2 separate regions of the Mus musculus genome follow, and region 1 is linked to region 2. Evidence: chromatin loops called from intact Hi-C (ENCODE). Cell type or tissue: heart. All regions are shown on one strand.

The links. Hi-C counts contacts between places; a loop is a spot of excess contacts. Peaks named below come from ENCODE experiments on the same cell type or tissue, not always from the same donor. Only the 100,000 strongest peaks of a DNase experiment are listed, where the experiment ranks them.
Region 1: it touches region 2 in a loop (8-fold over the local background); 12 of 42 quality-filtered maps call a loop at or near these places.

Annotation. Positions count from the first base shown.
Region 1 is chr8:89,784,167-89,786,666 of GRCm38, reverse strand. No RefSeq gene overlaps it. Among named protein-coding and RNA genes, the nearest start is that of Gm24212, 120 kb to the right of the region's middle. In heart, a CTCF peak has its summit at 1,441 (motif pointing right); no DNase peak of the experiment used is centred here; H3K27me3 peaks cover 223 bases.
Region 2 is chr8:88,754,279-88,756,778 of GRCm38, reverse strand. No RefSeq gene overlaps it. Among named protein-coding and RNA genes, the nearest start is that of Cyld, 59 kb to the right of the region's middle. In heart, no CTCF peak of the experiment used is centred here; a DNase peak (open chromatin) is centred at 1,438; H3K4me3 peaks cover 521 bases; H3K27me3 peaks cover 523 bases.

The DNA of each region.
Region 1 (2,500 bases), 1.0 Mb before region 2:
GAGCTTTCTCCACTGTACACAGCAAAGTGTGGAGAGTATAAGAATCCAGACAATGACCGTTCAGACTGGAGCGAGCCATTTAGGTCTGGTCTAGTTAACCTGTAAACAATAATGACTCCATAAAGTCCGTGATGGGATCTCAGTTATTGGCTCCTTGCTGATGGCATTGCAAATTATTATAAAAGTGTATCCCAGAGTGCTTGCTATAGCAACAGTAACAATAATCATATTCATAATTTTTAGTTCTTAACACTGTACTGGGACAGGGGCTGACAAGATGGCTCAGTGGGTAGAGGGTCTTGCTGCCAAGCTTTTCAACCTGAGGTTGAGTGCCAGGACCTATGCTAGTGGGAGAAGAGAACTGACTCACAAACATTGTCCTCTCACCTCCACTCATGAGCCGTGGCACCCTGAACCCACCAAGAACACAGATAAAACGAAGCAAATGCCACCCTACACCCTCACCATAATTAATAGAGTATTGGTTTGTAAATTATAGATGCCGGGATCTGGTTGCCTTTGCTACTTGGTAACTGTGGGTTCCTGATCTTTGGCTCATGAGGACAGAGGTTTCAGACTATCTGTTCCATTGCTTTTGGTCTGAGGCGAGGGAGACACTGTGAAAATGGCTGGGTGTCAGATAAGGAGACTGCTGAACTCTGAACAGCCAGGGAGCAGAGAGGAACAGGAAGGGATCAGGGGCAAGATGGCCTTCAAAGACATCAAAGCTCGATGGCTAGTGCCGATCGGCTTTCTCTGAAGACGTCAGAAGCTCCACAAGCCAGTTGCCTCTCCGTGATGGCTCACCAGCGCACAAGCCTTTAACACAGGAGCCTTCAGGGAGAAACTTCACAATTAAACCTTACCAGCTTCCATCTCAGCATGTGATGGATGAGTCTGCATGTCACCCGCAAGCCATCATCACACTTCACACCTCTGTGCTGCTGTGTACTCAATAACTTTTCCTTAATGCAACTAAAGTTCTGCATATTTTTTATTGGCACTTCAAATCATCCCCTTTTATCCAAGAAGTGTTGGGATGCATAGATTCTTAAATGTCCCCGTCTACCTTCGACATTCTGGAATATGACATTCTTATAGCTCTAAAGGAAATAATCTGAACGATCACCTAAGTTCCTCTGGGCACAGTCTCCTCAACAGAGTCTTTGAACACTGGACAAGCCAGAAGCTTTGGTCCCAATGGTACTTTATTGGCTGTAGTTGATTCTTAGGTAAACTCTTAGAAAATTGTTGCCAACTGTGCCGCAGTGACTACACCTCCCATGGATCTCATCTGGGTCCCTGCTTCCTTGTTATTTATATTTACAACTTCTAATGTTCTATTTACCTTTGTGGCACCATACAAGTCTGAATGTCTTATACCACATGCTCACTCGGGACTGAAAAAGAAAACGAAGGCACGGTTTTTGAATTGCCCACTAGAGGGCAGCAGAGTAATGGGAATTGGGATAGTCCCTGGCTTGGTTGTAGACGTGTTGACATGTGATTTGGCAATTGAATAATTTTTGATACTGTCCTGACACATAAACACCTAGAAGCAGGTTTTCAAAGGTTATTTGCACTCTAAAAGAGGAATTAAGAAAACGAACTTGCATGCCAACAGTCATTTTCAATATTCTACAAAGAATTGCGGCCTCATTATGAGATTGCTTACAGAGAATACTCAGCTATGTTAAACCTGACTGGCAAACACGCGTTCAAAATAAATTAGACTGAATGGACCTGAGAAAATAGATCCAATGACTAATGAAACTTTCTTCTGAGGCTTGGGGGCCAGCCAACTTGCCCAAAAGAAGAAACTGGGTTTTATGAGATTTTGTTTACCCCCCAGCCCCCCAGTCTCCCAGACCTTGGGATCCCCAGACTCAGGGAATGATCAGGGTAAAACCACTGCCCACATGATCTCTGGTTGAAGGTAACTTTTGTGGCAATTTACTTTTAAGCTATTCCCTTATACTGGCCATGAAAAGTCAGCAGAAGATCCAAGTTTATTCCGTTGACATCCTCGAACCCTGAGAAATAGCCCATTTGTATTATCACGCTTTGATGTATTTCCCGTTTGTGGAACTTCTTTGGTGAGTTGGCATTTTAATTTAATTATACTTTTTACTAATGGTCTTTATTTTTCAGTGTCTGAGTGTAAAACGCCCGTAGGTTTGATTATCTGCCCCCTCTTCCTGGTGCAGAGGCACCGTGCAAATTTATAAACTGATAAAATGCAGTGTAAAACTCAGGGAGGTGAGGTTAGGAATCTGTATAGAAATTCTGTTTGAAAGATGAGGCATCTCTTCGCTTGCAGGGTGTACACCCCCTACACATAGCTCAGTATCTGGACTGGGTGTCCCTAATAAGAATGGCAACACAGTTGAAGCTCAGAGAGCATCAAGGACCATAAAGCGCTCAGGTGCTCAGTGGGTCTCTTCTGAGCCTCTGTATACACAAAATCATAGTCACCACCGTATTTATTTGTTCTTCTTCA
Region 2 (2,500 bases):
ACTCCAGGGTCTATTTCTCCACAGTATATCAAGGTTCTGCACATCCAAGTTTCTCCAGTTGGCCCCCAGTATAAACAAAGTTGCCAGGATCTTCCAGGTTACCCTTGGGCAGGTGTGCAACCACTAATTCCCTCAACATGGTTCCTACTGGCACATGTGCTAACTACGAAGTTTGCAGAACATGGAGGCTTTTGGGTCGTGTCTCCATTTGTGAGTGGTTATCCAGCATCAGGAGCTAAAGAAGCCAAACAAGAAAAGCCAGCAGCCCAAGAAGAACCAGATCCCCAGCCACCAGAGTAGCACCGGGAGTTCACTGATGGAGACCTCAGATGCCAGAGCTGAGCAGGACAGTGCAGAATGAGGCCCTGTTCCCGTGTGGAGTACGTGCTGGTGCTCAGAGAGAAGCCATGAAGAAGGAGGTGAGATCCCTTATAGTATCTTTGCTGCAAAGCACTGTCGTTTGTTTATGGCGAGCCCTAATCAGGACCTGAAAATGAAGCTACATGCTTCCTTCCTCACCCAGAAGCAGAGCAGGGGTCAGAGAAGGCTGCTGGAAGCTGGGCAGCCTATGGTGGCACTACAAGGGACAGCAGCAGTAGTCACCTGCAGGAACTCCTCTGGCACACCCTGCCTGACCCAGGGGTCCTGTCTCACTCACCTGATGCATGTCTCTAAATGAGCATAGGGAGGCATGGAGCCCCTGCTAGGGCTGCCTGGAAGTTCCCACGGGCACAAAAAGCAGAGTATTAGCATCTTTTCCAGATATAAACTCCAGGTTTCCCAAAAGATAAAAAGTGTTCTCTGACATAGCAGGAATTAGCATACAGCACACCTGTATACAGCATACAGCTAAGAAAAGAGAGATGGTGTGAAACGCCATCCCAGGGCCCTGCTCTGCAAAGCTGGTTCTGTCCGTTCTGCATAGGACCTCCCCACCTGCCTTTCCCCATCACTCGGGGGCAGGTGGTCCAGAGACTCCGATGAAGTGAGCTGCAGGGGACATTTGTGCAACTGGTGACTTTAGGTTTGAGCCTAGACACACACATCAGTGGTTGTGATATCAGAACCTGTTCTTTTCCATCTTTCTTCGCATAAAACAAGATTCATACTCCACCACCAGCCTTACCGTGTCCTCCCAGGAGATGGCACTATCTCGTTCTAAATGTGGCTTTAAGGTGCCTGAAAACTCACGCTGGAGTCAGAACGAGGGCAGAGCCAATCATGAAGGAGGACAGTAGCAGCAGTCATGGCCATCACGCACCATCTGTCTTTAAGTTACACGAGGGACGCTCAAGCCCTCCCGTATGCCATTTGTAATGGGCCACGTATCCCTGAAGGTCAGGTTTGCTTTCAACACCACCTGCTGCCTTCCACACATAAGTCTGACTGGGACTGACTACTTGGGAGCTATCAGATACTGTGTCATAACCTAAAGTGCCCACAAGGTGGCGCTCCTGCACTCAGAAGGAGACGACCTAGGAAATACCAAATCTTACAAAACAGTGAGGACTTGTACGTTCTGACCAAGTGGGGGCAGAAGGGGTGGGCTAATTCGTCTTGCAATCCTATCTCTCAATTTCATGATTACATTGCTTCTGCTGCTGCTGGTGGCTACCATTTAGTAAGGGGTTTCTGAGCACCAGGCAGCGTGATAGGCACTTTACAAGCGTGGCTTCATTCAGAGTTTATTTCTGGAGAAGCTCTGCGATGTCTCCAAGAGCGTGTGTCATGAGGCTGGGACCTCTTGTACTTTCTCAAAAGGACTGACAGCTATCCAGTTCTGGCTGTATCCATAATAGTGAATAAAACAGCTTATCTGCCTAAGAGGCTAACAATTCCTTTCCCCATTCAGCAAATGTTCGAGCACCTACTTTGTGTCAGGCGCCAGTGGAAATGCTGAGAAAATGGGAGTAAAGAATCAGAGACGGCCCTGCTCCTAATTCTGAGAACACAGCAAACCAGATCAGAGGAGTGCAGGGGAGAAGGGGAGCCTAGGGGGCATCGGAGGGGTCTGTGGTAAGCAAGAATAGCAACAGGGCTCCTGAGAAGCAATAAAGATTCAGGAGTGGACAGCAGTGAGCTAGGTCTGGAAGTTAAACTGAAGCGGGAGAGGTGGTTCAAACCTGTAATCCCAGCACTCAGAACACTGAGACAGGAGGACTACAGCAAATTCAAGGTCACCCTGGGCTATAAAACAATACCCTGCCTTTAAAACAACAACAAAAATACAGGGGAGAGGGAGGGAAACCTGGAGGATATGTTTACATTGACAACAAAAACAGCCTCTAGAAACTTGGCCCTTCCTAGTTGCATATCTATTTTATGATATCTATAACAGCAGTGGGCAGACTTTTCCTGAAAGTAGCCAGAGAGTAAATATTTCAGGCTGTGCAAGGCCTTCAGGTTTCTGTCACTGCTCTACAACTCTGCTGTTGCAGGACACGTGGGTATGACTGTGTTCCACTAAAATGTCACTTGGGCAAACAGTATCAAGCTAGAC